2 separate regions of the Homo sapiens genome follow, and region 1 is linked to region 2. A link is a loop called in an ENCODE intact Hi-C map of the cell type or tissue named here. Cell type or tissue: sigmoid colon. All regions are shown on one strand. Each heading gives the region's core, and the rest is flanking DNA. Links, peaks and the distances in the headings are about the cores only.

Region 1 (16,412 bases), core at 3,225-11,224, 53 kb before region 2:
GAGGAATCTAAGATACATGAGGATAGGGACAGGAGATCATTTGGAAGCTTGAGTGCAGTAAAGGTTTAATGTTGCCTCTGAGAATCTAAAGGAGTAAGTTAAGGACAAGTAGAAGGCTTATTAGGCTATGATGGATGCCAGGTTGCAGTTGGATGGCAGGCACAAGGAAGTGGGTTGGATTGACTAGGTTTGGGAATTGGTTAAGTGGGTACTAGGTAAAGCCCAGTGTGTGAAGTAGTTAAGGGTTCTGCTGAAAGTGTAGTTTGAATGATTGGCTGAGGCATTGAGGATAAGAGAAGGGAGCAGAGGCTTATGGACTAGACCACTTTTTTCAGGGCTTTACCTTATCAGCCATGACAAAGTATAGAGAATCTGGTCTCAATGTAGGTCTCTCACTCCAGCAGTTTTGCCCACATTTTTCATGGCTGTTAGAGAATCAGGGCTGAAGGCAAGCCTTGAGTGCCACTTACTTGGTAAAAAATTGTGTCAGATTGCTCACTGTAGCCAAGACAGAGTTCTTTGTGGCTTCTGTAACTTGCCATCCAAGTAAAAAAATTTTCTTAAAAGTTGAAATGACCTTTGTATAAAAAGTAATAAAATACTTGCTATGTGTCAGGGACTGTTCTAAGTGCTAAGCAAATATATCAATGCATTTAATCTATCACTATCATCTGAGGCAAGTGCTATCATTATCCTCATTTTATAAATGAGGAAATGGAGACACAGGTTGAGTTACTTGCCCAGGATTCCAGAGCTGGGAGGTAGGCAGCGAATTGTGGTGGTTAGGAATATAGACAGTGGAGCAGGGTGGCTGTGGTGAGGATTGAATGGGTTCGTACACAATGTGCTTACAAAGATGCTGGGCAATTAGCATCCTTGATGGATGAAACTCCTGCTTTCACACTCAGTTAACAGTACAATATCCTTCAAAGCAGGCTATCCTTTTATGAAGCGATTGTTTCTGATGTTAGCCTTTCTTATAGTGAACAGACATTTCCCTCTAACTTCCACCATTCAATTCAAGTCCACCTTTGGCAAATGCAAAACAAGCCTTATTCTTCTTTTTATAGGTGATAGCCCCCTTCTAGAAATCAGAAATACTGATCCTTCTCTAATGACTACTTCTTCCTTCCAGATTTTAGAAATCTTGAGCTGTGTCTTCAGTATGCTGTCTGTGAAATAAGGCTATCATTGCGTGGCAGCCAAGATTTTCACCAGATTGTGATTCCCTTATGACCATTTGCCTTCCTGGGTAGGAAGTGATAAATGGCCTGATAACGTGAGTTTTTGCCAGTAATAATAATAATGATGTGTTAATATTTCTTGAGCATTCACTATGGGTCCAGACACTATTTTTAGTGCTTTACATTTATGAGTGTTTAAAATCCTCATGACAACCCTGTGAGGCAGGTGCTATGGATTCCCATTGAAGAGATGAGAAAACCAAGGCCATTTTCTCAAGTCCCTATTACTGTCTATTTTTTTTCCTTTTGAATTTAGGCCCTTTTGGTTTTTTTATTATTATTATTATAAACTTTTTTTTATTATTAACTTGAAGACCATTTCCCAGCTAACTTTAGCAACTTGCTTTATTTTACTAGTGCTGCTACTTCTGTTTTGAATCAAATGATAGGTAATCATTCCTTAAAACAGTATTATATTAAAGGAACATACCAGGAAGTTTTTTTTTTAGTAATAGGCAAGAAATTAAAGTGTATAGAAGGAAATCATGGTTCCACAGCTTTATGTATTTTTTCCCTATAGCATTAATTTTATTCAAAGATTTAGGGGAAATTTTTTGTTTTAGAACGAAAAGGGACTGGTAGCTAACTGTTGTAAATACATGGTAGAGTAGAGTACAAAACAAAAGTCTATGAGGAAATGACCACTTACCAAGCAGCTTCACGGAGCAACCATACCCTCCACGGTAACCATTCTCTTAAGGCGATTGATGGAAGAGTTTCCAACCGGAAGGTTGGGATTCAGTACCACCCCCGCATGGACAAATGCAGATGTGAGATCACTCACAGCCATGTCTACCTTCATGGAAAATGAGTCGGCCCTCTCCAATACCATGACACGCAACCTCTGGCTGCACTGCGGTTATGGGATTGGCTTCTCTCCTACTTTTGCGGTTATGGGATTGAAACTCTCCTACTTTTTAGAAAATCCTGTGGAAGGATCAGGTAATAGGAAAAAGGCTGGTGAATTCTGTAAAGGGAAGTGAGTAGAATTGAGTTGGGTTAGGGAAGGAAGCATTTTAGGCAGCCACCATGGAAAGAAGGCAGGCCACCTTCTCACTGACGATGAGACCCAAGTGCTAAAGGCCAGCAACAGGCAGTGTCTGAAAACTAGTCTGATATCATCACAGTCTTCGAGGGAAAATATGATTCTACTAGGGTTTTCATGTCAATAGTGGACTCGAATTTAAGAAGTCTCCAGTCCTTTTGTAGAAGTACAAGTGTTTTTTATATATGAGCAGAAGGACCAGAAAGAAACCAACTCTTCTTCCCATCCCTCCTTAATACAGAATTTATTTACTTTTCTTGCCAATCTTTCATTTAAAGATGTCTCGTAACTCTTCTTTAATTCTGTTTCCTCCTCCTTCTCCTGCATAGATCAGATCCTTAACAGACCTTTCCTTGACCTAACATTCATTTTTCTTCCAATTTTTCTTTCTAATCTTTCTTTCTTTTTTTTTCAGAGACAGAGTCTCGCTCTGTCACGCAGGCTGGAGTGCAGGGGTGCAATCTTGGCTCCCTGCAACCTCCGCCTCCCGGGTTCAAGTGATACTCCTGCTTCAGCCTCCTGAGTAGTAGGGACTACAGGCATGTGCCACCATGCCTGACTAGTTTTTGTATTTTTAGTAGAGACGGGGTTTCACCATGTTGGCCAGGCTGGTCTCAATCTCCTGACCTCTGGTGATCCACCCACCTCAGCCTCCCAAAGTGCTGGGATTACAGGCTTGAGCCACCATACCCAGCCTCTTTCTAATCTTTCTACCTTGAAAAATCAACAAAGAAGTCTTTCGTCAGCTTTAGATAATTAAAGCCAAGCAAGCAACAAATGTTGGTCTTTTTCAGTAGAAACCATGTTAAAAATAGTTACACAAGCATCAAGCATCTCTACCCCCATCACACACCTTGTCCTTGAGAACTGGTTTTGCTGTGTTTCAGTTCTGTCCAGTTCTCCCTGGTGACCCTTTCCTCCCTTGATTAGTTCCACAGCACTGCAGGCTAAGGGGAAAAAGGAATGTGTGGGCCCAGGAGGGGACTGTCCTAGGAGACAGGCCGATACTTTTTACTTTTAGATAAGAAATGAAAAAGTGTTCATGACTTTTCCCTCTGCAGACTCTCCCTTCAGGTTCAAACTTGGAACTTTCTAGCTTTGGTCATGTATTTTATGCCCTTAAAGGGTTTGTACTTTTCTCCATACATATCCAGATGACCCTAAGTCCAGAAATAGCCAGCTGCTGCATCTTAACTACAAGTTAATTTTATCATATTAGAGGAAGATATCAGGAAGGTTTTTGTTTTGTTTTGTTTTGTTTTGTTTTTTAGTAATAGGTAAAAAATTAAAGAGTATAGAAGGAAATAGTGGTTCCACAGAACAATGGTTCTGGTTTGGAATCTCCAATGTGAAGACCCATGGTCTTCCTTAAACTTGGTAGCTTGTGGGGATTTGTTTTTCCCACATCCCAAAATAGCATCTCTGTGACTGGGCTGAACGTGTACATCCTTTGTCGTGGAGTCAGGCTCACGTTTAGGACCCCTTTGGGCATCTGGCTGGTGACTATCACTCCCTCTGTGGTCTTCCCCATTGCCTGCTTGGGTCCCACCATTATTCCAAAGCATACAAGTGAACTACTGTCTCAGAAACTGATATTATATTTGACATACACTGGGATTGCAACCAGTTTCTTTGCACTGACAGGATAAGAGAGCAGGCGGAAATTTCCATCAAGAGGGATGAAAGAAAGGATATGCTCAGATTTCCAGCACTTAAACACAAGGATGGAAGCTGATATCATCCAACCACCTGGGGTTCATGAAGGGAAGTGTAAGGTCTGGCATTCCAATCAGCTTGATACAGCATCAATCATCCCCTGGGTTTCAGCAGCAATTGTAGAACCTGATTTATCAATAATGGCATCAATCTCTTCAATCACATCAAAATAGGCCTCATTGTTGGTGTATTTCACCCCAGTACCTCGCCAAGGCACCATTGACAGTTATCCAGTGGGAAGTTGGTCACCCACATTGGTGCTTCCTGTGATGGTGTTGACAACTGTTCGAAGGATAGTGGGAGGCTTTATCTTTTCTTTGAGGATATTTGACTCGGTAGCCAACGAGTCAGCTTGGAAACCCATTGCCAAGCGTCTCTTCTGATGCCGCATAAATCACAATCACATTGTCCTTCATCACTAATTCTGAACAGACTCCAACATAGTCCTGAAATGTGTCCACTACTCAGTGAAGAAACTCTGACAAATAGAGGGGAGACCTCCATCTGGATCACAGCCACAAAAAAAGATCTTGTGGTGGTAAACACTTAAGAGACAGTGGTGAGGGGTAGGGATAACTGGAGGCACACTTTCTGCCTCAGTAGCTTGTTCTTGCACCTCAAAAAAGTATTCACAAACAGAACAGTGTACCACACTTCTCCAGTGTTTCTCCAGGAAAATATCTCCAGAGGAGTTGATCAAGAAAAGTCTATAAATCATGATAGACTGTGATTGTCAGGTGAGAAAGGAAAGCCTTTTTCAGTCTGAAAGCCTCAGGACTCTGCAGATTTTCAACCCCATCTTTCAAGACCAGGCTCAGTCTTCCTCTACTGCACGAGCCTGAAGTATCCCTCCCTTGAATACCCGGCCTCACTCCTCGGAGCACCTGATGCTTGCTCCACCTTATGAACAGGTCCCACCCTGCTCTGCTTTACATATTTTTTAACTGACTTTATATTTGAAATTTGAAATTACCAATCCCACAAATTTTGGATTTTTTTGTTTTCTTTAAATATATACATATATATAAACAGAGCTATGTTTAATTTATACAGTATCTTTGGTTGTTCCTAGATTGTCATTCCTAGGGAAACAAAGACAACCAGTTTGACCCTTCCCTCCCCTCCTTTCCCCTAAAAAACTCTAAGTTAAAACTGTGGCATTTTTTTAAAGGAAAAATGTAACACCAAGATTCAAAGAAGGATCATGCTTACCTCTTCTTTCCCTGTGAGAGGCTCTCCCCAGAGGTAGAGATTTAAATTCAGAGGAATTGAGCAATCCTTGAGAAACTTTACTTTTTAAAAACTTTTCTTCATAGAAAAATCAATTCACTGGTGAGTAAGAGGATCCGAAAAAGGAAAACCTCCCTTTGAAAACATTCCAGAATTGGTGATTAGACTTCCAGTTTCATACTATCATGTCCCTACATTAGACATTTTGGAACAAACCATCAAAAACCACAGTTGGTTCCAAAGGGTTAGTCTTATTTTTAGAAGTTCAGTAAATATTTAGAAATCACTTCAACACTGACTTTTAGTTCTATATGTAGCTTGTTTGTGAAAATAATTTTATAACAGAATAAGGTTAAGCAGATAATGTCAAATAATTGGGTCTTGTGTATGTACACCCAAACGCACATGAGCGCGCACACACACACACATACACACACGCACCCACTCACTCACCCTTGTGGACCTTTTTCTGCGTTCCTGGAGCCATATTTAGCTTTCCTGCCACTTTAGATTTTCTTCTATTTTTCCCTTCATTTTCTTAAACAGAAACTTGGGCTTTGTAAATGATACTGAACTATGCATATACCTATGTAGGTACTATATAGATAGAAAGTGTGCTGTGCTTTGATTTTGCATCAGCGGTTCAGATTTCAAGTGCTGCCCTAAGAGAGAAGTAAGTATTTGGTACTTGTACCTAGGACCTCTTTGTGCCTGATTTCTGTTTCTCCTTTTTGAATTTCTAGAATAAATACTCGGGGAGATGTAAAAAATACTCATTTACAAATTTTAAGGCAACATGACTGAAAGTAGAGAACAGAGAACCTATTGCTTTTGTTTACCCGCAGAAGTTCGGTTCTGTATCAATGCCAGGTATAATTCTGGTTTTTTTCCAGTTGCCTACAGTGGTCCCCCAAACCAAACTAACCTCTTAAGGCTTGGCTAGCAAGGCGTGTTGTGAAAGAATACAATTGAGAAAGATATTTTGTGCCCCAGCAGAGTAAAATGGTTGTTTGAGGTAATCGCTCCTGGGATTCGGCAATCCATCTCCCTTGCTTTAAGGACAAAGAAAGGTTTTAATGTCGAGATGCCAAGAGGATTATCAGAACTTGGGAGTGACAAGTAGCTGTTGAGTATTGGTATCTTTTGGGAAGGAAAATATGAGATATTTGGGAGGGAGTGGGAGTGAGGGGATGATGGATGGATTGGGTATTTCTTTTGGCACTGTAAATGTTCTCTTGGACTATTATTGTGAACTCCCTGTTGAGTAAAGAATGGCATTGAGGATGGTTTTCTTCATTGTTTGTTTCACTTCATTTAGGTTTTGGATTTGAATCAGGATGTGTTTAAGAATTTCTTTGAGTCTCTTTCCCTTGATGCTCTCTTCTTTTGAGTCCTCTTGGGGAAAAAAGGTAAATAATATAATTATAATTGTCAGGTTACTTTGAGTCAAGAATTAAAATTCCTGATGCTCTTTACCAATTTATATTGCATTTCTAACTCTGAATTTAAATTTCATACCTTTTCTATATAGTCTTTCTCAAGGCCCCGTTTACCATACTACTTGCTTTCAGTTATTTCTAAAATACAAACTTGAGAATGCAACTGTAATGGCTACCACAGAAGTTCAAGTTTAAATCAAACTATGCAGTATGAGTAAAAGACCTCTCCACTTCAACATATCCCCTGGATTCCAGTACTCTAGCTAACTGAGCTGCCTGCAGTTCAGTGTTTTCTGTATATGCTTACTGGCTGTGCTTTCAGACAAGCTGTGTCCTCTGCTTAAAATGGCATCTTCTTCCTCCTTCCTCCACAACCCCTGCCAACTGTTTTTCCTTAACTAACTCCTTAAAAATTTAGTTCAAGGGGCACATCTTTCCTGATGGCCCCTGCCTCTACAACCACGGTCAGTTAGGTGCTTTCTTCTGTGATCCTGTTGTTCCCAGGGCTTCCCTCTATAAAGGCAATTAATAGTCTGAATTGTATTTGTATGGTTTCTTTTCTCTTTGCCCCATGCAAAAATAGGGACTAAGCCTTTTATTTATGTCCCTAATACAGGGACATAATGCAGAGCACATTATAGTTACGCAAATTTATGTTGAGTAGATGAATTAATAGATGGATAAATGGATGAACAAATGGTACACAGTTTCTGTTTTGTTTTGTTTTATTGAGTTCATGATATTTGCGGTGAGATTTTATTCCATTTACAACACAGTGCCATTTAGAAATTCATTCAACAAGCATTTATTCAGCATTTACTGTGGCACATGTGTTTTTTTGTTGTTGTTTGTTTGTTTGTTTGTTTGTTTGTTTTTGAGACAGAGTCTCGCTCTGTCGCCCAGGTTGGAGTGCAGTGGCGCGATCTCGGTTCACTGCAAGCTCCGCCTTCCAGGTTCAGCCATTCTCCTGCTTCAGCCTCCCGAGTAGGTGGGACTACAGGCACCCGCCACCATGCCTGGCTAATTGTTTTGTATTTTTAGTAGAGACAGGGTTTCGCTGCATTAGCCAGGATGGTCTCGATCTCCTGACCTCGTGATCCGCCCGCCTCGGCCTCCCAAAGTGCTGGGATTACAGGCGTGAGCCACTGCGCCTGGCCCACATGTTTTTTAAGAAAAAGGAATGTAGTAAGATTCTTAGTGGAACAAGTTCAGTCACATGGCTGAGCCCTTTATAGTTTGCTGAGACTAGAAATTCATTCATTAAGCGATGTTGATTAAAGCACTGATTATGTGCCTCACACTGGGCTAGTCTCTTAGGATACTTTGGTGTACAAAACAAAGACTCCTGCCCTGTAGAACCCACATTTTGCATACATTCTAACAGGGTAGAAGGAGGGGCAGTAACAAACATAAAAAATAAGTAAATTACTATGTAAATTTACACATATAAAGTGTGTATGTGTGTATGTGTATACACATATAGTGTATGTGTATACACATATAGTGTAAGGAACAGGAGCTCAGCATGGCTGAAGCAGAGTTGTTGAAGGGAAAAATAGTTAGAGGGGGGTTAGAGAGGTGGGCAATAGTGAGGATTATTGCAAACATAGGTGGCATAGTATCTTGTATGAAGGACACTGGCTTTATGAGTGAGATGAGAGCCATCACAGAGCTTTGAGCACAGGAGTGACATGATCTGTCTTAGATTTTAATAGGAACACTCCTGCTGTGTTGAGAATAGACTCTGAGGGCGTGGTAGAGGCAGGGGGACCAATTAGGAGGCTATCCAGCAATCCAGGTAAGAGATGATGATAGCTTGGATGAGGGTGGTAGCGGTGGAGGTGGAAGAAGTGGCTAAATTATAGGTATATTTTGAAGATAGAACCAACAGATTTTGCTGGTAGATTTAAGGTGGGCATAAGAGAGAAGTTAAGCATAACTGAAAGGTTTGAGGCCTAAACAACGGGAAGGATTGGAGTTGCCATCAGCTGAAATATGGAAATCTATGGGTGGAGTAGGATATTTTTTGGTGGGGGGAGGGGCTATGGCTGTGGAGGTGAGTGGCATTAGCTGCTGAGTTTTGCATACGTTAAGCAATCTTTATTAGACATTCAAGTGGAGGCATCAAGTAAGCAGTTAGATACCTGAGTCAAGTTCAGGAAAGAGGGCTGGACTGAAATACACAATTGTGAGTCATCTGCCTGTGGATAGTGAAGTCAGGAGAGTAGATGGGATCACTAAGGGGAAAGTGTCATTAAAGAAAAGACTAAGAACTGAACCTTGAAGCATTCTATAACATTGAAAGATCAGGAAAAGGAAACCAAGCTAGAGCAATCAGAGAGGTAGGAAAACCAAGAGAGCACGGCGCTTTAGAAACCATGTGAAGAAGACATGAGAGAAGATGGAGTGATGGTGTGTCAGTTGCAGCTGATCTGACAAGTGAGATGAAGTCTAATCACTGAGTGCTGCATTTAGTGACATAGAGGTTACAAGTCACCTGTGTGAGAGTCATTGCGGTGGAGTGGTGCAGTTGGAGCCTGACTTGAGTGGAGTTAAGATAGAATACAGTGAGCACAATTGGAGACAGCCAGATAGCTGAAGAAGGATGTGGGTTCTTCTAGATTCTTGAGGTGAAAAAGGAACTGAAGCGAAAGGTCATCTTCCTCCCCTTTTATTGGTAAATTGGTATTAAGTGTTTCACAAGAAATACTCCTTTACACGTATGTGATTATAGCTTGGGGGAACAATCAAGGATAAATGACAGTTTCTTTTCTTTCTTTCTTTCTTTCTTTCTTTCTTTTCTTTCTTTGGCATTATTGTGAGAGGGAACAATTTTATAAGTAAATGTTTTTACTCCAAACATGAGTAAACTGTTCAAGCTAAGGGCTTTACTGACTTACTTCCTTCATGGGTTTGTCTGGTTCATCTTATTCCCTTGTCATCTATTTCTCCTGATGACTTTTTTCCACTTATAAATTGAAATATAGTTCCACACCCATGACACAATTATTTCTGTAACTTTGGCCCAGTTTCCTAACCCAGAGACATTTTTCTCTTCAGTGAGTGCTGTAAATTAAAAAAAAAAAAAAAAATAGTTCATTGTCTTCTTAGATTTTATTCAGGAGCAGATTTTTCCCTATTCCTTTGCAAAATTGTTGCTGAATAGTGGGAGAGGAGAGGACCAGTAATGATAGGAAACAAACAATATTTTCCTCACTTTGAATTGCTAAGATTTCCTTCTAATCATAGAATATTGTCAGGTTCCTTCTTGTGGGTTGGGAAGTCTGTCTGGATCCTTTACAAAAGAGGACTGAGGGACATCCAAGCCATATTTGTAACCAGCAGGGAAAAATGCCTTCTCCTGGAACTGCTTATCTCTCCTGATAATGCATTTCTGTCTTTCAAGACGTCAGTTAAGTGCCGTGCACTCCATGGAATGTCCTCTGATCCTTCCGGCTCTAGGTAGTATTGGTTTTCCTCTGAATCAGTGTACTACCTTCTGCCTGTACTCCTTACTTTGTGTGTGTGTGAGAGAGAGAGAGAGAGCGTGTGTGTGTGTGTGTTTTAATGGTTAAAACATCTGTGTCTCTACAGGCTGGTAGAACTACATTCCACACCTAACCTTGTGACTTCCAAGCTTTCTGATTTTAGGCAAATTGCTTAATCTTTGTGTGTCTTAGTCTTTTCATCTGTTAAATGGGAGTGGTTCTTATCACAAAAAGTAGTAAGGATTAGAAAGGAATTCTCTATAAAATTGTAAAGTTATTTATTCAGAAAACTGGTAACTTGAATAAATGGAAACCCGAAGAATATATGTAATATATGGAATAATCCCCTATCTTTAGGGCAAATTTCCTGAAGGAAAGGGACAATAGTTTATCTGTCTTTCCTAATACCAGTTGACTGAGAAAGAACTTAGTGAATGTTTATTAATGGTGATAGATAACGCTTGGAAAATATGTGGAATGGTTGCTCACAGAAATCTGTGATATGTGTCTTAAAATATTTGCACATTAGCAAATGTTTTAGACTTTAGGAAATCTTCCAGACTAAAACTCTTTCTAGGGAAATGGTGTTGCAATTTTGATGGTATATAGGAAGTCAGTGAGCTTTCCTTTTAGTTTTCCTAACATTCATGAAAATTTCTGGGTTTCTCCTATTTCATTCATATTTTCATAGAGAATTCAGAAATCTGCTTTAATTTTAACACAGTCAATCAACCTTGTTCTATAATTAGGATGAGAAGTTAAATGACATTTACTTTTGAGCAAACTTTCATAAGATATGTATTTTAATCATGTGAAAAAAAGATTAGAATAACAAAATATACTGAAACAGGCAAATTACACCTTCTAATGAGAGAAGCGATGCAGGTTCATTTTAGAAATTGTAGAAAGTTCTGATAAGCAAAAGTAGTACACTTCACTGAGATGCCATTGTTTGCACTTCATGTATATTGTTCCAGGCTTTTTCTATGTCTAAATATGTATATGTGATTTCATACGGTGATAGCATCCTGCTGTATATTCAGCTCCATAAACAGCTTTTATTCCCCATGTAATATACAGTGAATGTTTTAAATATGCTTCTGCATTTTTTTGATAGTTGCATTTTTTTGATAGTTGCATGTTATTTTTTTCTGTGGATGTACCACAGTTAATCCACTGTTACTCTTTAGTTTGTTTTCAATTTTTTCCTCAATTACAATGTTCTGATGTACATCTGAACAAACTTTTAAAATTTAAAGACCACAAACATTTCTTAGACTTGCCAATATAAAATACCTAATTCAACTTTGTTCATTCTTAAAACATTCCTTTCTGAACCGGTTTTGTTATTTATTTGATGGTCATGTTTGGAGCTCCTGTGTGTGACTGAAAAAAGAAGAAAAGTGTAGTTTTCTGAACATAATCTGCATTTCAGATTTTTTCATGAATCTAAGACAGCATTTTCCTCATTTGATCCAAACTAGAGAGTTTTGATAATGTCATCAGGAAATGATGCTCCGAGGTTGTCTTCTCCTCAACCAGAGCAACCCGTAATTCATGGCTAGTGAGGTTGCCAGGAAGTCAGTGATCCTTACCATTGTGTCATTTGAATGAAAGAAAGGCTGGAGCATAGGAAGTGGGGAGATGAGAAAGAAGCCAGAGTTAGATATCTATCCCACAGATTTAAGGTCACCACCGTTTCCGTCTTTCATAGCTATGGCAACTTGAGATCCCATGTTTTCTAGGTTAGTTATCAAATATTCCCTCCAGTAGCCCAGTGAAACATCTTAGAAATTCTAGTATTTGGACATCAAAACTAGCATATTTCTATTTTATGCACCTAAAAATGACACCAAAACCCTTTATGACATCATGGTTGTCAGTTTTAGGGTTATAAAATATGGTGACCATATATAGATCTTAGGAAAAGGAGTAAAAGAGATGAGTTAATTATTCATTTTTTCAATAAATGTGGTGAATGAATACTTACTATGTACCTGGCACTGTCCTAGGGCCTGGGCTTACAAAGACGAGTGGACAAGTCCTTAAGTTGCTCTTGGCGTGGTACACACATATATGTTTAATGTCTACGATGCTTTGTTGTTATTTGTTGCTGTGTAAAAGACATATGTCCAAGATGCTACAGGAACCCAGAGGAAGGAAATGCAAAGGTTTTTACAGAGGAAGCAACTCTTTAGCAGGTTAATAAGTGGATAGGCATTCCCCAGGGAGACAAGGGGTACATGATGAGTGTCATTCAATATGTGCAAAGAACAGAGTATATTCTAGGATTCTCCAGCAAACAAGAATTGCAATGTTGATTTAAAACATTTGGAGTAAGTATTGGGTTGAATTTTTTGTTGGTGATGGTGGTAGTGTTTGCTAATTGTTTTTATTTTTCCATATTTCTCAGTTTTTTAAAATCTTCATTGTTTATTCCTTTTTAGGGAATTACTAAACCATTTGACCCTGAAAGATCAGATGAAATGGACATGGCTTATTAAGGAGTTGTTGTAACTACTTCTTGTCTCAATGACATACTATTTTCCTGTCTTGGATTTAATTGCTTAGAAATTATGGCTACAGATTCACAAAGAGATTGGAAGAAAGAATAGATAAAGAATATATAGTTCAAATTATCTGCTAAATTTTTTGTGCTGTTAGTAATTAATACTCCAAAATGTGATAAAGATCACTGTGCCCGTTTTGTTTTGTTTTGTTTTGTTTTGTTTTGTTTTAGCATTGGAAAAGCCTTGGGCTATACATTCTGAGATTTCAAACAAAGTAGATTTATAGTGGAAAGGAACCAGAGGTTTAGACTAAATAGATACGCTGTAAGAGAGCCATAATGATCTTATTTAAATATTTTCCACATTAAATAAGGCATGAGTACTGTTATGCTACTGCCTTTTTTTTAATAATTGAATTTGCATCCATGGTGGTTTTTTTTCATTCCCCGTGGAGTTCCACTTGATAGCCAATGTGAATATTTGAAGAAAATAATCTGTTGGAGCCCAGATTTGAATTAAACTTCCTCAAAGTATAATGAAAGTTTTGAGTTTGTCTTATAAGAAAGAAATTTTTGTTTATGCTTTAGAAGCTTAATTGATAGAAGTCTGGAGAGCAATAATTGGGGTGAATTTTTAAGATGGTTGTAAGATTGTTCACTTGGTAAATATTTCTTGAGCTCTTACTGTAGACACTGTGGACCAGTCATTGAACTGAATTAACTTTCACTCTAGTTCCTAATAGACATGTTAAGCTGCTGGCTTCATGGAGTTTACATTATAGTGAGAGGAAACAGACAAAAACAATAAAAGGTAGTTAGTAGTTAGTAAAATCATTGCCAATTACAATAAATGTTAGGAAGGAAATAAACAATGGGCTGAGAACTTGAACCACAGAGAAGCACCTGCTTTGGGTAGAGTGGCCAGGGAGAATCATCATGGGCAAGGGGGAGGCATGTGCATGCACTTGGGGAATTGAAAGGAGGCTGGTGAGCAAGAGGAAGCATAGCATCAGATAAGCATGGAGAGCTAGGCAGGCAACAGACCACACGGGGTCTTATAGGGCAAGATCAGAAGTCTAGATTTTATTCTAATGCCATAAGAAGACATTAAAGGGTTTTACACAAGGCCTAACCTGAACTGATTTCTTTTTTAAGACCATTATTGCCTTGTGGAGAATGGGAGCAGGAAGATCAAGTAGGAGGATGTTATATTAGTCTAGGCAAGAGATATTGGTGACTGGGCTGAGGTGTAGCAATTAGGATGGAGAACAAAAGATGGTTTTGAGAAATCAGCAAGATTTGGGAGAGGGCATACTAAGGAGAAAGAGAGAGAAATCAAGAATGACTGATTTTTGTAAATGAAGTTTACTGACTTGAGTAAAAATGGGAATGAAGTGACATTGAATGAGATGGGAAAGTTTGCAGGGGCAGAAATAAAGAGGTGTTTGAGTTTTGTTTAGGACCTATCTCTAATATGTTTTTGAGGATTCTAAAGGGAGCTGTCAGTTGGCTATATAAGTTCAAAGCTAGGGAAATCTGGATGCAGCTAAAATTATATTTGAGATAAGCACACCTTCCATCAATATGTTGGCTGTAATTTTAAAAAGCATTTGGAGTATACTTGAAAATACTGAAACTCTCTATCTGTAGTACATACCTTCTGTTCATCAGTGACTAATTTTAGGGTACACAACAGTTGTGCAAAAGAATGAAGTCCTCTTAGTTGCACTTCTTATCAAAATCCCAATGGTATTGTTTTATAGAAATAGAAAAAAATTAAATTCATATGGAACCACAAAGGAGCCCAAATAGCCAAAGCAATCTTGAGAAAGAAGAGCAAAGTTGAAGGCATCACACTTCCTAACTTCAAAATATATTACAAGCCACAGTAAACAAAAGAGTATGGCACTCTCATAAAAATAGACATATAGGCCAATAAAATAGAATAGAGGCCCCAGAAATGAACCCATACATATACAATCAATTGATCTTCAACGGGAGTGCTAAGAATACACAATAGGGAAAGATAGTACCTTCAACAAAGGGTGTTGGGAAAACTGGATATCCATATGTGAAAGAATGAAACTGGACTTTTATATCAGACGCAAAACCAACTCAAGATGGATGAATGACTTAAAAATAATACCTGAAACTGTGAAACTCCTAGGAGAAAAGCTAGGGGAAAGGCTTCATGACATTGGTTTTGGCAGCAATTTCCTGGATATGACACCAAAATCACAGGCAACAAGAGCAAAAGTGGACAGATAGGACTAGGACAATATCAAACTCAAGAGCAAAGGAAATGATCAACAGAATGAAAAGGCAACTCATGGAATGAGAGAAAATATTAACAAACTATACATCTGAAAAGGGGTTAATATTCAAAATATATAGGGAACCCCTACAACCCAATAGCAAAAGAAAAAATAAGGAGCCTGATTGAAAAATAGGCAAAGGACTTAAATAGATATTTTTCCAAAGAAAACATACATGAGCCTGGCCTTCCCATATCAGGTTCCTTAGAGAAACTGAAAATAGTGATGGTGAAGGGGCTGGTGGAGATACCTGTGGGCAGCAGGTGCCCGGTTTGGGCCAGTGAGTGAGGAGAAGCCTCACACACAGCATGTGGTATGTGGCTACCATTTTTTCTCTTGCTTAGGCCCTGCAAATGTTGGGGGTAGACCTTGCCTTTCGAATGCAATAGTCCTTGAGGTTTGTACCATGCTTTTCATCCAGCATCTAGACAGGGCCTGCACATGCACAGGTGTTTGTTAAATGGATGAGTAATCCAGTTTTCCTTGTTTTCTGTGGCATGGGGAAGAAACATGGGTTGCTTGAAGTACCTTGGGTTCAACAGACCTCACCATTTCCTTCTTACTGATGTAAGAAGGCCTTGAAGACCCATCCCAGTCAGTCATCCATGGATAGCATCTATGTCAAGAGGATGTCGGGCCTTTATGTGTGATTCTATAGTTAGTGCAGTGCACAATGGGGCTCCACTGAAGGGTAGATGGAGGCTGATTTCCAACCTGTTCTCAGCTGCCACGCTCTGTATCTGCTGTTGAAAAGGGGCCTTTTTCTTTGCAGGGTTAAGTCTGCCCAGAGGTGGTATCTTTTTCTCATTTTTCTGCAAGGGCATAGGCATTTGCTAAATCAGAAAGGTTGCCTTTTTGTCATTCAAACAAAGGTGTCCTAGGCTTCCCAAGGTCATATTTGGGTACCCTTGCTCCAAATTCTCCATGACTGTTAAGTTCTTGAGGAACTTGAGCTGTAAGCACTCCAAGTGTTGGAATACTTTGAGCAGTTGTCTCCCTGTGCTTGCATCTCTTCTCCCCCTCATATAGAAATCCCAGATAGGAAAAGTGTCGATCCAAGTTGCAGGCTTCCATGTCCATTCCTAGGGCTCTCAGGCCTCGCTGAGTCAGCACCTGCTACTACCACACAGGTGGATTGGTCCATAGATATTTTAACCCATTGCTCTGTTCCCAGATGCCCCTGCCTTCCTTCTGATAAGGCAAATTTAATTTGTGTGTGTGAGGAGGGGATGGAGAGGGTGCTTTGCTTGAGCCAGGATATAGTCCTTTATATTCTGCTGAAAATTCTCAAAGGAGGGCTATCCAAGGGAAAATAACAAGCCCGGGCATGAGAGAACTTAGAATTCCAGGGATACTTAGCGGTATTAACACTAGGAAAAGGGCACATTTTTTTTTTCATATTGGATTGCTAATAATCACAACAATG
Region 2 (16,412 bases), core at 3,375-11,374:
CATGACTGATTCTTGGGTATTCTAGGTAGCAATCATATAATGTGTAAATTATCATTTTTCTCCTTCTAACCAATATTTTGTAATTGGCTTGTCTTATTAATTTGATATTCAAAAACAGTATCAAAGAATTCTTGTGATAACAGCACAGCCTTGTCTTACTTGTGTTTTAAAAAACAAATGCCTCTTGTACTGTTTCCAAGAGTGCATTCTTTGTACACACAAGTTATTAATAGATACATAAATAAAAATCCCTTGGTCACGTACATTTGGGAAGTGTCACTCTAGTGCTTCCATTAGTATACTGTTGTCTTTTAGCTTGAAACATTATTTTCTGCATTAAGAAAGTTTTTTTCTGCCTCCAATTTTACTAAAACTTTTTTAAAAATCATAATTGAAGGGAGAGGAAGGGAGGGGAGCAAGGGTTGAAAAAACTATTGAATACTGTACTCAGTAATGGGGTGACAGGATTGATTGCACCCCAAACCTCAGCATCGCACATTATACCTGGTAACAAACCTGCACTTGTACCCCTGAATCTAAAATAAAACTTGAAATAAATTTTTTAATTAATTAACTAAAATCTTTATTGAATATTGGCTTTTTCATATAATTTAAGCTGACCATGGAAAGGCAATTATTGTAAACACAGTTAGCTTTTTGAGATACTCCAAGTACTAGCAAATAATAAAATCATGTTTCTCTTAAAATATTATTTAATTCAGATTTTATATCAGTTTAGATGAATGGGATCATTTTATTTCCTTATAGTTTGGAGAATGTCTTAAAATTTCTTCCTATGGGTCTACTGATCACTTCCCCATACCAGAGTAATGTGTGGAAATTATCTTAAGAGTTAGTGCTTTTTGCAAGTTATTTTGGGGTGGGCAGTTTGTTGAAATCATTGAGAAATTTTGGTTTTGGCAGAGGGGAAAAAGCTTGTGTTTCTTTTGCCTGAAAGTCTGTGCTTTTTCATCTCTGTTTTCCTTTTATTGAGAATTTTAATGTAATTTCATGTTATATTTGGGCCTATGCTTCTTCATTTGCAAAATTTGGGGTGTGGTTGACTGCTAAATGCCATTGAAGTCTCTTGATTTCTTGGTGGTGGTGGTTTTGTTTGTTTTATTCTGTGATCATCTCTTGCAGCAGTCATTTTATGAAGGCCAGGCAGGATGCCTTGGGACGGGGAAAGAGAAGAAGGTAAAGAGTGGGGAGAAGGTTACATCTCCTTTCGAGAAAACCTGAGTTGGTTTCCCTTTGGTGCAAAGGCAATAATATCTTGCATATTTTCCCACCCTCCCTTAAACACCCTGTGGATTAGGAACTCAAATGACTCTATAGGTTTAGGAAGATTAATCCTCTGTGGGAAAAAGTAGAGATTTTCTCCCCCTTTTCTATGTTCTTGGCAAAGTGAATACAACAGAAAATTATCAAAATCTGTCATGAGAGTTTGAATTTAGGAAAATTAACTTGAATGTGTATAAAACATGACACTGTGCTGCCATCCCACCGGCCCTTCAAGCCTAGGGGAGCCCTGATGTAACCAGAGCCTGAGATGGAGACGTCTTGCAGAAAGAGGAGGAGAAATGCCAGGGTGCTGTATTCCTGTTAGGTCCAGCCATGGTCGTCTCCATTCCAGAGAGGTCATGACAAGACCATTTTCTACCCAGATGGCCAAGTGTGTACTCTTCCTTGTTATAAACTCATCACCCATTCATTTATTCAACAAATTGTCCTCTAGGACCACTTTCTGGGACCACACAGATGCAAGCCAGTCTCCTTCATTTCAACCCAGTGCCAATTAGCATCAACTCTTGGGGCTAGTGGGATAAAGAGTGAAAATGTTCGGGTGCCTCAAGTAAACAGGACCTAAAAGTATTGAAAGTATTTCACGGCCCGGCACAGTGGCACATGCCTGTAATCCCAGCACGTTGGGAGGCCAAGGCGGGCAGATCACCTGAGGTCAGGAGTTTGAGACTAGCCTGACCAACATGGTGAAACCCCGTCTCTACTAAAAATACAAAAATTAGCCGGGCATGGTGGCGCATGCCTGTAATCCCAGCTACTTGGGAGGCTGAGGCAGGAGAATCGCTTGAACCCAGGAGGCGGAGGTTGTAGTGAACTGAGATCGCGCCATTGCACTCCAGCCTGGGCAACAGGAATGAAACTCCATCTCAAAAAAAAAAAAAAGAAAATATTTCACACTTGCTATATGTATTAGTTTCTTATTGCTGCAGTCGCAAATTACTGCAAACTTAGGGACTTAAAAACATTTATTATGTTATAGTTCTGTAGAACAGACATTTAGTATTCTTCTGGCTGGGCTAAAATCAAGGTGTCAGTGTGGCTGTGTTCCTTATGGAGGCTCTAGGAGAGAAGCCTTTTCCACAGGGGCCACTTACATTTCTTGGCTCATGGCCGCTTCCTTCACCTTTAAAGCCAACAATGGCAGATTGAGTCCCTCTTACATTATGTCTCACTCACCCGCTCCTTTGCCTCTTCTTTTTTTAACTCTTAACAACCCATATTATTACATTAGGCCCACCTGGACAGTCTAGGACAATCTCCCTAACTCAAGATCAGCTGTTCATCAACCTTGATCGTATTTGCAACCTTGTAAAGTAACATTATATTTTGCCTTCTAAGGTTACATATTTGCTGGCTCTAGAGGTTAGGATGTGGACATCTTTGGGAGACATTGTTCTGTCTGCCACCATATAATTTCACAATGTCCTCCTCTGTGCATCTGCAGCTCTTTGTTATGCCTTTGTCATTACTGTCAGTCTGTCTGGTACTCTCAGTAGATACCAACTGTGATCCTGAGGTGTAGACATCACTGTCTCAGGTCTGTATTTCCTTCTCCTCTTCTCTTTCCCTTTTCTACTTCACTCCTTCCATAAAATCGATGTGCTCAATAAATGTACCTTCAATACCTAAGTCTCCCTGTAATCAACTTACATAAATAAGAAATCACTTTCTGGGACATAAACATGAACCTGGCTTCAAATGCAACACGTTGTGACTGAAAAGCAAATGTGGCTCAGGTTACTACTGTTAACATGAAGCAATTCATGTTTGAACAGAATTTTCAAAATCAAATTTTGAACTCACTGCTGGAGACGATGTGGCCCCCTTCATTTCCTGGATTATTATGCATCTCCCACAGAACCATTTGCTATATTATTTCTTTGGTGTTTACAGAAGCAGATCATGTTTATGAAGCATGTCCAGAAGAAGGAAATGATATATGGAAAATCTCTACGTGGGGTATAGAGTCAAGTGATCCCTAGGTTACAGTTGAGAGCTATAAATAGGCCAGTGACTTCATGTGTACCATGGGACTGGTATTTTCCATCTTTCGTCCCACAGTTTGGATAAACTTAGATGGATTTTTTAATAGTTCTTTGAAAATGGAACATTAGCTATCCACAGAGATTTAACTTGGGACAAAAAAAAGGAATAAAAGTCATCATTTCTGATGACAGGATTAGACAGACCTTTTTTCTTGAAAGTAATTGAATATTCTGTGTGTTTTTTGCAGTTTCTGTTGAATTGAGAATAGTGACCATCATTTGAGGTGGAAATAGCAGAAATGATTAATTTAGAAAGAAGAAGGATTGTAGGGTGGGTGGAAGTGGCATTTTCTGCATTGTATTCTTAGAAACTTAGACTGTTAGAGTTGGAAGTGCTCTGATAAAACCGTTCTTTAACATACGAGAAAACAGAGGCCCAAATACCTTAAGTCCCTTGTCCAAGAGTATGCTGAGTGCAGAAAGCCACACTGTGGCTCAGGTCCTGGGCCCTGGCCCTCAGCGTTTCTCAGCCCACTGCACTCATCTCCAGCACTTCTGATGGACTCACTGGGGTGACACCATCAAACCATGTGCCCCAAAGATGCCTTCATGTTGGTTTCCACTTGGGCATTTCTCATGCTTGGATGGCTAATATACTCCCTGCCTGGTTTACTCTTGAGAACCCGGCTTTCATCTGCTGTGGGACACAGTAGCCTTTGCGTGAGTGCCTACGTGCACATGTGTCCATGGAGGCAGGGAGGGTGGACAGGCAGGGAGGGTGGACAGTGGTACACACACTGCACCAGCAGCACTTTTAAAGACAAGGATCATGACAAAAGCAACAGCAAGTGCACTTTCTTTTCCAAATTACCCAAGGTTGTTTTTTAAAAATAGTAATATCACTTCAAGTGTTTTGCACTTGGCTTGGTGAAACAAAATGTGAGTTAAAACTGTGGAGTATTAAAGCATTATTCTTGACACACCTACAATATGAGACACTCCATTGATGTGGATAGCATATATGCAGACAACAAGCATTGATGTTGTACTTCCACCTATAGATAGAAGGGGGATGTACCTTGGTATGGGAGTTTTGCACTTAGACAAAGTCTTAGTTCTCAACCAGAGCTGATTTTGCTCACCACCCCTCCAGAGGGCATTTATTACTGTCTGCAGGTATTTTTGGTTTTTATGTCTGGAGGAAGTGGTGCTACAGGCACCATTTGTAAAGACCGGGGATGCTGCTGAACATCCTACAATGGACAGCTCCACACATCAAAGAAGTCTCGAATCCAAAATGTCAATAGTGCCAAAGTTGAGAAATCCTGGCCTACAGGAATTTATGACTTATCTGATACTGGGCTTTGAAGGCTATATAGACAGTTGATTAATTTAGAAACAGCTTGGCTTGTGGAATAAACATACCTGGTATAGTCTGTGAACTGAAGTGAGCCAAGGTGGTCCCAGTATTGCTTCCACACTTGCTGTCTCAGATCTCTGTTCTCAGTGACCAGAGTTAAAAACCAGCTTCCCTCTGCCCTTCACGTCTGTGGGTCCTATGGTTGAGGATTTTTATGTATTGTTTTTCTTTGGGGTCCTGATAAAGCTTAGATAACCAAACATAGAATTTTTAAAGGTGATTGTGAATACAAAGAACTAAGGAGTGCCTTACCCTGATCCATTCTTTACACAAGCAGCCCCAGTCAGGGAACCCTATGCCAGGGGAGGAATTGGGCCTCAGCATGGACAAGTCTTGGCAAAGACCGCTATGGCAGCAGTGTCTGAAAAAGGAAAAGAGTCCAAGGAGGGAGGAAATGACTAGGAGGCTGCTAGAGCCTTCCCTCAGCGCCATGTTCTACTCACAGACCAATGTAGTAAAAATGATTTGTATTTCCTTGTTCCTTTTTAAATTTTTGAAAAAAAATTTCCATATTTGGGGGTTTTCCCCATTGCCAGGTGGTTACATTCCAAAGAAATTATATCATGGGATACAGACACAAGTATTTCCAATCATGCTTATTGTGTAGGGCTGATGGCAAGGTGATTCCCCTCCATGGCCACACATCATAACCAGGCAAGCCCGTTAAGTATCAGCAACTGGAAGTCCAGCATCAGGACCACCCATCCCTCTGTCAGGCAGCCCCGGTTGGTGGTGGTAAATGGAGGAGACTGAGGCCTCTTTCACTCACTTAAATTCGGAGAGTGAGCCACTCTACTCCTGTTGGGAAAACCTATTTCCTTACCCAACGAGACTGTAGAAAATTCCCCTCAGCCATATACCATGCCAGGTTTCTTTTACAAGCCAACCTGTTTCCAAGCAACCCTTCTTGTAACCTTCTGGAGCCAAGTATCTGATATTCGTACTGGGAGAAAGATGAACGGATTCTGCACAGACACGGGCCCTGCCAACATGGGCCTGGGAAGAGGGGAAGCTGGATGTGTGGCTCAGGAGACAGGCAGAGGTTGTTAGAGGAAGCACAGAATACTGGAGGTGAAGATAAAGTCAGTAGTTGGCCAGGCCTTTTGTGCAACGGACTCAAGAAACATGTAAGAGAACAAAACATTTTTAGACTGATAACTGATTACTTGTGTACATCTTGAAAGTTGGCTGCTGCAGGGCCTAAACAAGAGAGAGGCCTTACAGTAGGGGTTATGTGTCCATAGGCTCATGGAAGCTTGGCATTGAGATGATCTTCATTCATTCAATATCATCTACTCAGTCATTCAGCCAACACTGAGTTAAGCTCTGAGCAAGGCATTGTAGTTAGATGGCAGATAGGTTAGCGTTGTTGGAAAGAGTGTGGGGTCAGAGGTCTGGGCTGCAGAAACCCACCACAGTTTCCTCTAATCATGCCTGGGAAGGGGGAACCAAGGGGGAAGGAAGCAGCCCTCTATTGAGCAATCAACTATGCATCGGGCACTTCCACTTGTGTTGTAGCAGCAGGAGCCAATAATCGTGCATTTGGGACTGGGCCACTAGAAGACTGGCTTGTTGGGATCAAGTCAAGGGGTTCTTGGAAACCTGCTGAGAACAGGCCCATCACCTGACAGCCCAGAAAGATGTCCGAGTCTGGTGGCCAGATCCAATGGGGGAGATCCAGTGGGGGAGATCCAATGGGGGAGATCTAATGGGGGAGAGCCAAAGGTGTTTGTTGGTAGCTCTGACACCAACTTTTATGACCTGGGCAACAACCAAAACAATTTAATAACGCTCTCTCAGAGTTCAAGAGAAAAGGACTAAACAGAAATAAGCAGCAGCCCAGCCTCTACCCAGCTGGTACTCCTGGAAATTGCACATGGGTGAAGCAAGGCTGCTTCCTCCTGCTCCACTTGTGAGAAAAATGACTGCCTGTTCTCCTTTCTCAGTATCGGTCTCTAAGAGTTGTAATCCAAAGAAGGCAAAATACAATTACTTTCTGTTGCATTTTTAGAGCAGCAACTGTAAGTGGGAGGGAAAAAAAAACAGACATCTAGAAAATGGTGGAATGAAATATGTTAAATCATACAAAACAAGTGGCTTCCAGTGACCACCTATACTGAAAAATAAATGAAATCAGAAAGTCGTATATCGTGTAGAATTTTAGAGGAGGAAGAAATTTTGGCAATTCTCTAAGCCAGCTGCCTTCATTTTCTAGAGGAGGAAAGTGAGCCCCCGTGCTATAATGAAGCTGTCTCAGAGTCTCACAGCCCCCTGGTGGCAGAAGGAGCCTGAAACTGATTGTGCTGCGTGTTGGTGATCCCAAATGTCTGTCCATGTTTGTAAATTAATATGGTGGGGCTTATGAAATCAGGACCACAGTCATTGTCTGTGAATACTTCTCTTTTTCTACCTTTGGTCAAAAAGTTGGTTGGTAGAAGAAGAGCTAGAAGCCTAGAGCCAGAGCCGTGGAGCCGTGGGGGTTCTCTTTCATCCTATCTGCAGCTTGGGTAGCCAGCTGGGTTTTGGAGGAGAGTGCATCTCTTCCGAAGACCTTAGTTGCTTTCCTTGCGGAAGGGCTGATCCTGGCCTCCGGGAACAGGAGAAACATAGTAATTTTAAAGGTTATGAGGAAAGGAGGATAGGGATCCCGAAGGCCAGGGAGGAAAAGCCAGTGAGTTTGGAGCGTGGGAGCTGCAGGCAGGTGGGAGAAGCTGAAGGCCTAACGTGGCTGTTTTATTTGTTTAAATGTACAGGGCTCAGAAATAGAGGATTTTGGAAACTGTATTCCACTGTTCTAAAAGAGAAAGTGTGTAGGGGGGAAAATAGCATCTTGACTACAATGTAATCCTAGATCTTGAAACGTGAGGTTACATGGACAAAAAATGCTTAATCCCAACTTGAAAGTATGCATAATATTCAAAATTATCCCCCACCTTCAGTGCTTTACCCAGGTTATGGAGATTCTTGAAAAACATGTAAATGAACTTTGTGTATGTTAGTCTATGTACACATTTAGGAAGAGTTCCATTTAATAGTCTTTTTGTAAAACATGATCTAGGATTTATCTTTCATATGTACAATCCATCTGAATTTAAGTTTCCTCATCTGTGGGGGTAATATACGGGTTATGGTGAGAAATAAATGTTGCAAATAACTTAATCTTACACAAAATAAGCACTTAACACAATAAAATATATGTGTATTAAAATATCTCAATGGAAGTCATTGCATTAGAGTCTTCAAATACTCAAAACCAGTCTTTTTCTACCCAGGAAACACCTACATTCTAAATTTTAAAGCCCCTTTAGGTAAATACTGATATTAATGTTTCAGATTGTTTTGTTTAAAATTCTCTTGGCATTGTTCTTCTGTGGTTTTCCAGAAATATGGCCAGAACTACAAAGCACATGGTACTGTAAACAATTGCTATGCCAGTCATTTAAAATAACTCAATTATTAAAGGAGGGATGTCTTCACCCCCACTCTTTCAGAAAAGACAGCTTGGCCTCTAAATTCTTATGAATTTAGAGAGAAGCCATTTTCCTCATCCCTTCTTGATGTCATTCCTTAGTCCTTACATCTGCTGGATCTATTCTATAAGGAGTGTTTAGGGCTGGCATATGGAAAAATGATTTGAGATTGGTAAACAGCAAGTCACAGCAAGTGATGCCTCTCACTGTCAGTCTATAAAATCACTGCATCGTCAATTTGAAAGTGTTTTTGTTCTATGTATGATTCCATCTCATTTAGCAACAGTTACCCTGCCCCTTTCTTCCTTCTAAACCTTGGATCCCTGAGCTTTGCTTTTCTATTTCGTAAATGTTATTTATTCCTCTAACATAGATAATGACATCTGTGATATAATACATGTATGTATAATTCCCTATCATCAACCCTTACAGCTTACTATGAAAATTAAGAGGAGGAAGAATTAAACTGGTAGAGATTTGAAAGGAAGAGAAAAACTATTTTGATTTCTTCTAGGCCTGTTTCACTACCATTTATTATAGTCCTCATTATGTCTTTTATATATCAAGAAAAAAACTGCAGGACCAAAATTGAGGCACAAGTGGGAAAAAACATCCAGTGATCCCTACCCCAATAAGAAGCTTCATTTTTATTTTTTTCTTTTTGTTTGGGTAAATGGATAGCAATTAAGTCCTCCTGTCTTATGAAGTCAGAGATTTATCTCTTGAATTAATTAACTGCAGAATAGTGACGAGTGGCCCAGTGAACACTATCAGAGCACTGAGAGATGCTGGTTTATTTCCCCTCCTTAGCTAAATACATTCTTCTTTTTAAAACTGAAGAGGTCAGTTGGTGGGATGAAAAAGAAAGGTTTGCAGTCTCTTGGGATAGGCGGTAAAAGATAACAACCAGATCTTGTATGCCACTGATATTTCCAGAGTATATTAAGTTTCCATGCTGGTTTCCACCTTTTTAAGGGAGTTATAATCATCCCCTCTCATTCCCTAAATCAGCAACAACAGCAGTGGTTTTGTGTGTGTGTGTGTGTGTGTGTGTGTGTGTGTGTGTGTGTGTGTGTGTGTAGGTGGGGATAACATTAGGCCAGAAGGGATGGATGAGAGGGTGGAGGTTGCTGAGGGTTTCTTTGAGGGGAGGTTGGTTGTCCTAATCTTGTTTTACTTAAAGCTGGTAAACAGCCTAGATTCTAATTCCTATTCTAAAGATTCCCAATGTTATAGTGAAACCTTTCCACTTTGGCCCCATATAGGACACCTTTTCAATTAGTGCCCATGTGTCTGTGCACCTGACATGGCAGAGGGCTGTGATATGCCCCTGGAGAACTCTGTAGAGCAGAGGTTTGACTTTGGCCCTGACCCATCTCCACACCTATGGGCAAAGAGTTAACCATGGATTTGCCAGTCAAAGGAGAATGCAAATTAAAAGAGTAGAAGCTGGCTTGGTATTGCTTGGAAACAGGCCCATGTAGCCAATAAACAAGCAGTTGGAGTAGCCACATATTTTAGCTGGGCCTGTGCTAAACTGAAACACAAAACTACAAAGCTGCTATTTCTGTAATTCTATGTGGGGTTATGACATCAGGTATGACAGTTATGAGCATGGACTCAGGGTTAACAGATCTAGGTTCAAGGGCCAGCTTTGCCACCTCCTCACTGTGTAGCCTTGGATAAGCTGATTTGTCTTTCTGGGCCAGTTTCATCTTATGTAAATCAAGAGTAAGTAATTTTGTACAAGGCTTGGACTACAGTAAGTACTCAGGAAAGGCCAGCTAGCTAATAGAATGGTGAAAAGAGCCATGAACATATTCCATTCATTCCCCATCAAAAGAAGAGTGAGTGGAGTTATGGCAAGAAAGGTACTACCGTAATGTGAAAAGATTCCACCTAAAGATACCTGATCATTTCTTACTTCAGGGAAGCCCATCTTACAGGTCCTTTCTGGCCCTACAGTGTAAGACTTTAAAAGACATAGGTAGGCAGGCACAATTGCAGTTTCTCCATATCTTTCTGCCTAGGTGTGTTTCTCAACCCCCACTTCACCCACAAGCTGCTGTTACATGTTCCTCCAAGAGTCCAGCATCCCAGTGAGCCAATTAGGGAACACACTCCTTATTTGTTATTGCAAAAGTATATATTTAATTGTGAATATGGGTGTAAATTCTTCTAAAGGACTATTTTAAATTTTAAATGAAAAAGGCTAGAGAAGTGTAAAATTTTATTATAAAAAGGAATAAACAAGAACCTTATTTGGTAGATGATAAAGAATAGCTATAGTTTCTGCCCTGTGAGAGCATACAATTTTAATAATCAAAACTCTTAAGAGAAGGCATGGAAATTTTATTGTTTTAGAGCTTCCATGGGGACTATTTTACAAATGCAGTTTAACTTTAATTGCTGTAAAATAATTGAACATGACTATTAGTGTATAACCATAAAAAAATGAAAATTATAAAGTTAAGAGCAAATAATACAATTAATACACAAAAAGAGAATCTGTCTCACTAGTGATCAGGAAAATGGAGACTAAAACAACAAGACTGGCAAAAGTTAACAATATTGATGATACTGGTATTGGTAGGAGTATGAGGATAGAATCATTCTTACACAGCACTCTGTTGGTGAGTATGTAAATTGATGAAATCCGTAGAAGACATCTTGGCAGTACCTACCAAAAGTATAAATGTGCATTTTTTTAACTCATCAGTTCTTCTAGGAATCAAAGCTGAAGAAATATTCAAGAAATAAATGTATAGGAGTATATGAACAAGGATATTCATCACCACATTATTTTCTATTAAAGAGAGAGAACAAGAACCCTAGTGTCTATCAATAAGAGAGTAGTTAAAACAATTGTGGTACATACAAGCTATGAAAATCTATGTAACCATTACAAATAATGAGATCTGTATAGATGGAAGCATAGTATTTGGGGGAAAAAAAAGCAAGCTGAAACAAAGTATGAATAGTACAGTCTCATTTTAATTTTATTTTTATTTTTGAGATAGGGTCTCCCTCTGTCAACCCAGGCTGAAGTGCAGCGGTACGATCTCAGCTCACTGCAACCTCCGCCTCCCAGGCTTAAGTAATCCTCCTGCCTCAGCCTCCCCAGGCAAGAGCCACCATACCCAGCTAATTTTTGCATTTTTTGTAAAGACAGGGTTTCACCACATTGCCCAGGCTGGTCTTGAACTCCTGAGCTCAAGCAATCCACCCACCTCGGCCTCCCAAAGTGCTGGGATTAAAGGCATGCGCCACCACGCCCAGCCTCATTTTTATCTGTAATGCGTGTATACAGACATGTATTTTTCAGTGTGTAGAGAAAAAAGCCCCAAACACACACTAAACAGTTGACAGTAGTTAACCCTCAAGAATAAGTGTGAGAAGGGCACATTGGTGTTTTACTTTCTGTAGTTAAGAGTTTTTTTTTAACTTTTTCTCAATGAGCATGGGCTACAATTTACCTTTCTAAATTGAGCAATGGTATCTTTATGGATATTTATCTTTCAGTCTGATATATTTTTGAGCCTATATTGTTTTTCAGGTAAAAAGCATTTGGTTATAGGTCCATAGGGTATATGCGCTTGGAATATAGATCAAAACAAGAACCAGAATGACCATGGCTTAAGCTAAGTTGAAGTTTATTTCTCACACGCATGAAGTGCAGAGGTCATTTACTTGCCTCTGCAGGGTATTCAGGGGCCTAGGTTTCTATCTTGTTTTTCTACCATTCTCAATGTATAGCTAACAAAAGCGATTAAAGAAGCCTACTTCATCTCTGTCCATCACATCTGTACACAGCACACCCCTTCCTGGTGAGGACGTGACCTAGGAGTCGGACACATCATTTCCTGTCCCAGCTCAATAGCCAGAAAATAGTAATGTGATGATACCTACCTAAAAGAGAACCAGGCAAAATACCCAGTTGAAATCCATTACTATATCACAAGGTTTCCGAACCTCAGCACTATTGACATTTGGGCTAGATAATTGTTTGTTGAGGGGGGCTGTTCTGTGCATTGTAGGATGTTTAGCACATCCCTGGCCTCTGTCCAATCAGTGCTAGGAGCACTGCCCAGGTGTGACAACCCAAATTGTCTCCAGACACAGCCAGATGTCCCTGAGGGTAAAGTCAAGCCTCTTGAAGAACAACTGCTAAGTAAGAAGAGAATAGATGCTGCAGACAACCAGTAACATCCGCTATAAGCATTGTGTTATTTCCCCCAAAACAGTGCTTAGCACTGAACTAATATATAACCTTTCAAATAACAAGTCCTCTACCAGGAAATCAAACATGCTAAGATTGTGTCAAATTTTATTTTGGTTGATTCTAGGATGAAAAGTCAATCCTGTCTTATTTTAATCTATTGAATCTAAATTGATATTTATATCAAATAAATAACAATTTTTATTTGAATACACAGACAAATGAAATATTCTTCCCTAGTGTGTAAGAATAGTATTAAGGATATTATACTGTGTTACATTTATAATGAATATCTCAGTTTAAAGTGTAATATTTCTGAAAGACTAATATAACAGCAAATATATACAGCAAATATAACAGCTCTATCCTAAATCAAGAATTTCATCTGCAGTTGATGGCCTGTCTCTTTTTAGGGCAATTAAGTGTCCATAATTTGATGCTGCTGTATTATGAATACTTTAAGAGTACAGTATTTTTCTGTTAATGAGGAGTGTTTACTTAACATGCTCTTCCTTTCCAATGAGGGAACATGCTTTGCTGCCAATCAAATTAAGGTGGAGATCATTTCAAAGAAACCATGAAACACTTTTTCTTTATTCTGCCTCTCCTATTAAATGTTGAGAAGCAAATCTTCTATCAAACAGATGGATATACTGGGATCTTGTTAAAAGGCTGCTTGATAAAAAGGGAAAGTTAAATATAAAGTGGATCTGTGTTGGGCTTCTTCCAAGGTTGTTTAGTGCCTAGTGTGTCAGAATAACCTTGTTATAAGGCAAATTCACCACATGGAGTGTTCGTGCCAGCCTAGGGAAGGCCATCATTTAATGGAACTCCAGTATTCTTATTTTTGAAAATGCAGATGCTGCAGAAATTATATCAGAAATGTCGTTGCCAATCATGAAAATAACAGAATACCCCAAAAGTCACGTATGAAATGATTCATACTGGGAGACGGGAGTAACCGGTTTTAGCTCCTGTAATGAACAGAGGCTGTGTAGAGGCATGATTGGTAAAGCTGGACCTGGAAGAGTGGGTAGGATACTGAAAAGAGAATGGAAAAGGACAGCATGGAAAGCCCAGAGATCAGTGGATGCAGAGACCAGAAATCACAAGGCAAGTTTAAGTGGGACAGTTTGGCTAAAGTGGTGGATTTGCATAGAGGCAAGAGGATCTCTGGCTTGTGGCCAAAACAGTAACTGGTCCACCAGAGTTTGTGCCCCCTCTTCCAAAGCACAGCTGGGTCTGGAAAGCAGCTGCAGAGCCGGCCCTCCTTGCATCTGAGCCAGGCCGTGTGGCTTATCCTTACTGGTGTGCTATGAATGAGTCATTGTCTGTAGGACCTGGGCAGTTAAAGGATGACACACTTAAATCGGATAATTTGGAAGGAATTTAAGAGGGACTCTTTTTATGAGAACACATGGACACAGGGAGGGGAACATCACACACCGGGGCCTATCGGCAGGTGAGGGGCAAGGGGAGGGAGAGCATTAGGACAAATACCAAATGCATGCAGGGCTTAAAACCTAGATGACAGGTTGATAGGTGTAGCAAACCACCATGGCACATGTATACCTATGTAACAAACCTGCATGTTCTGTACATGTATCCTAGAACTCAAAGTAAAATTTTAAAAAAGAAAAAAAGAAAGACTCTGTTTGCAAAGATGTGGGAGAAATGCAGGGAAACCATAAGGGGTAGTTCAGTGTCTTGAGGCAAAATGTACCTTGTTACCCGCCTCCCCCACACCGCCCCCCAAGCCATAAAAAGGTAAGAGAATGGCACTATTTCTAGATCCCAGAGTAGGAATCATCTGGAAAGATCCACAGAGAGGAGCTGTAACCTTTAGAAGGACACAACCAGACCGAGTCAAACCCTTAAGGAGGGAGGGATGGAAGTAAACACTTTGACCTCACTCTCAAACCTCCGTCCAGTCTTCTGCCATGGTGTCCCATTGGCCAAACCCAACTAGAAGCCAGAGGGAGCCCTTTGATGTGGCCTTACTGATGGTAACCCAGGGCACAGAGCAGGGTGAAGGAGGGTTGAGGGACAGGCCTGGGGTAGATATCCTGCACTGTCACTTCCTGGCAAAGGTAGGAAGAAGTGGATATTCTCTCACTTCTCCTATCAGCCAGCTGGACTGGGGGGATTTTACGATCCTAGGGGCTACTAGAGCTACAGGGATGCAGGAGCCAGGCTCTCTGAATCACCTGACAAAGGCAAGTGGATTATCATTCAGAGACACTCACTGTGGACTAGGTCCTATCAAAAAATAAACTTCTCTTGAATCAAGACATTGAATTTTAGGGGTGTGTTTTTTTTTATAGGACTTGGTATTTGAGGATTGATTTATTACAGCATTTAGCATTAACAGGAACTCAATTGTAGAAAGTTTTGAAGGCCAAGCAAAGAATTTGGATTCATTTCTACAGATGGTTAAAAATTAGTGGAGGCTTCTATGCTGGGAGGTGGTTTTAAAAGGAAAAACAGAAAGAGAGCCTTGGAATGATGAGTCTGGCAGTCACATGGCAGGTGGAATGGAACACAGTGAGCAATCCATTGATGCAGCTGGCCCAAACCCCATGTGATCAGCGGGACCTGTGAATCAGTCCCACACAATACAAGCTGAAGGGATGGAAGCATAATCATATTCCAAGTTCAGGTGCCAGCCTGCCATGTAGAACTTGGGGAAGGAGGTGGTCTAAGACCAGTTGAATGATCACCCCACTCTATGAAAGGGCCTGGCTGGCCCACTGTGAGATATGGAAGAGGAAATTTGGAAAGAGTTGTTGATATGTCATGAGTAACCCACATAAGGGAGAGGCTTGGGAGAGGGTCTGCCCACCATCTCAAGCCTAGAGAAGGGGGCTTCTGTGAGACCACTGAAGAGTGTGCTGTGTGCTCCCTGGAGCCTGGAGGATGCAATAGACTATAGTATTTTTCTGAAAAATCAGAAAGTTTTCAGAAGAGAAGTTTTGGTCAGCTGCTCTGATGACGGCAAAACCAAAAAAGGCTCCTTGGGGAGGGTGGGTGTTCCAGGCAAATGATATGTGACCATTGGAGGACACTGAGCTCTAGAGAGAGCTAATGTGGGGTCACCCCAGTCCTGTCTATGTGAAGACCTGGAAAAACAACAGGAAACTACCAGGCAGAGGAATGCAATAGCCATTTGCGGGGGAGAACTGCAGACCCCATGAGAGCACCTCACAAGAAAAAAAGATACATACCTGGACAGCCTTTTCAGTTCCTGGTACATTTTACAACTGTACTCTTCAAAAAACACCTTTCCTACCTCTTTTCTCCTCCCTCTAGCAACCAGTCAGAAAAGAGAAGAGAGGCTCCCAAGCCCCTCCCACTGCTGGAGGCCGGCTTGTGCCAGGCAAGCTGGGGGAAGAGAGAGATGGCTACCAAAAGCATATATAAGTTTTTATTATTATTATTATTATTATTATTAAGCTGGACTGTACATACCAGATGTCTAGATGAGACCATTTTTACAGATCTATGACTGGGAATAAACAGAAAACTTTTTTTTTTTTTTTTTTTTTGAGACAGGGTTTCATTCTGTCATCCAAGCTGAAATGCAGTGGCACAATCACAGCTCGCTACAACCTTTACCTCCTAGGCTCAAGCAATCCTCCTGCCTCAGCCTCCTGAGTAACTGGGACTACAGGTGCCGCCACCATGCCTGACCAATTTTTTGATTTTTTGTAGAGAAAAGGTCTTACTATGCGGCCCAGGCTGATCTCATACTCCTAGGCCCAGGTGATCCTCCTGCCCTGGCCTCTCAAAATGCTGGAATTACAGGTGCAAGCCACCATACCTGGACAGGACCTTTTATTCCAGAAGCCACCAGAAGGGTCATAGACCTGCCGTATATTTCATGCTGGGGCAGAAGAAAAATCTAACCCCAGAATACATTTAGAGGAACAGTGGGAGACAAAAATAAACTTGTTATGATTACATTTTATAAAAGCACAATCATTACATAGGTTTGTTGCATTAAGGCCTTGACC

The links. A loop is a pair of places that touch in the nucleus more often than their neighbours do. Peaks named below come from ENCODE experiments on the same cell type or tissue, not always from the same donor. Only the 100,000 strongest peaks of a DNase experiment are listed, where the experiment ranks them.
Region 1: it touches region 2 in a loop (3-fold over the local background); 22 of 110 quality-filtered maps call a loop at or near these places.

Annotation. Positions count from the first base shown.
Region 1 is chr9:68,784,948-68,801,359 of GRCh38, forward strand. All of the region lies in intron 2 of PIP5K1B (phosphatidylinositol-4-phosphate 5-kinase type 1 beta), which reads left to right. It overlaps PABIR1 (PP2A Aalpha (PPP2R1A) and B55A (PPP2R2A) interacting phosphatase regulator 1), which reads left to right. Exons shown (of 1, transcript NM_138333.5): 1 at 1-619. It also overlaps the pseudogene LOC100421655. Among named protein-coding and RNA genes, the nearest start is that of PABIR1, 13 kb to the left of the region's middle. In sigmoid colon, for the core only: no CTCF peak of the experiment used is centred there; no DNase peak of the experiment used is centred there; H3K27ac peaks cover 378 bases.
Region 2 is chr9:68,838,205-68,854,616 of GRCh38, forward strand. All of the region lies in intron 4 of PIP5K1B (phosphatidylinositol-4-phosphate 5-kinase type 1 beta), which reads left to right. Among named protein-coding and RNA genes, the nearest start is that of PABIR1, 66 kb to the left of the region's middle. RefSeq lists an enhancer at 9,613-9,792. In sigmoid colon, for the core only: a CTCF peak has its summit at 7,027 (motif pointing left); a DNase peak (open chromatin) is centred at 6,988; H3K27ac peaks cover 800 bases.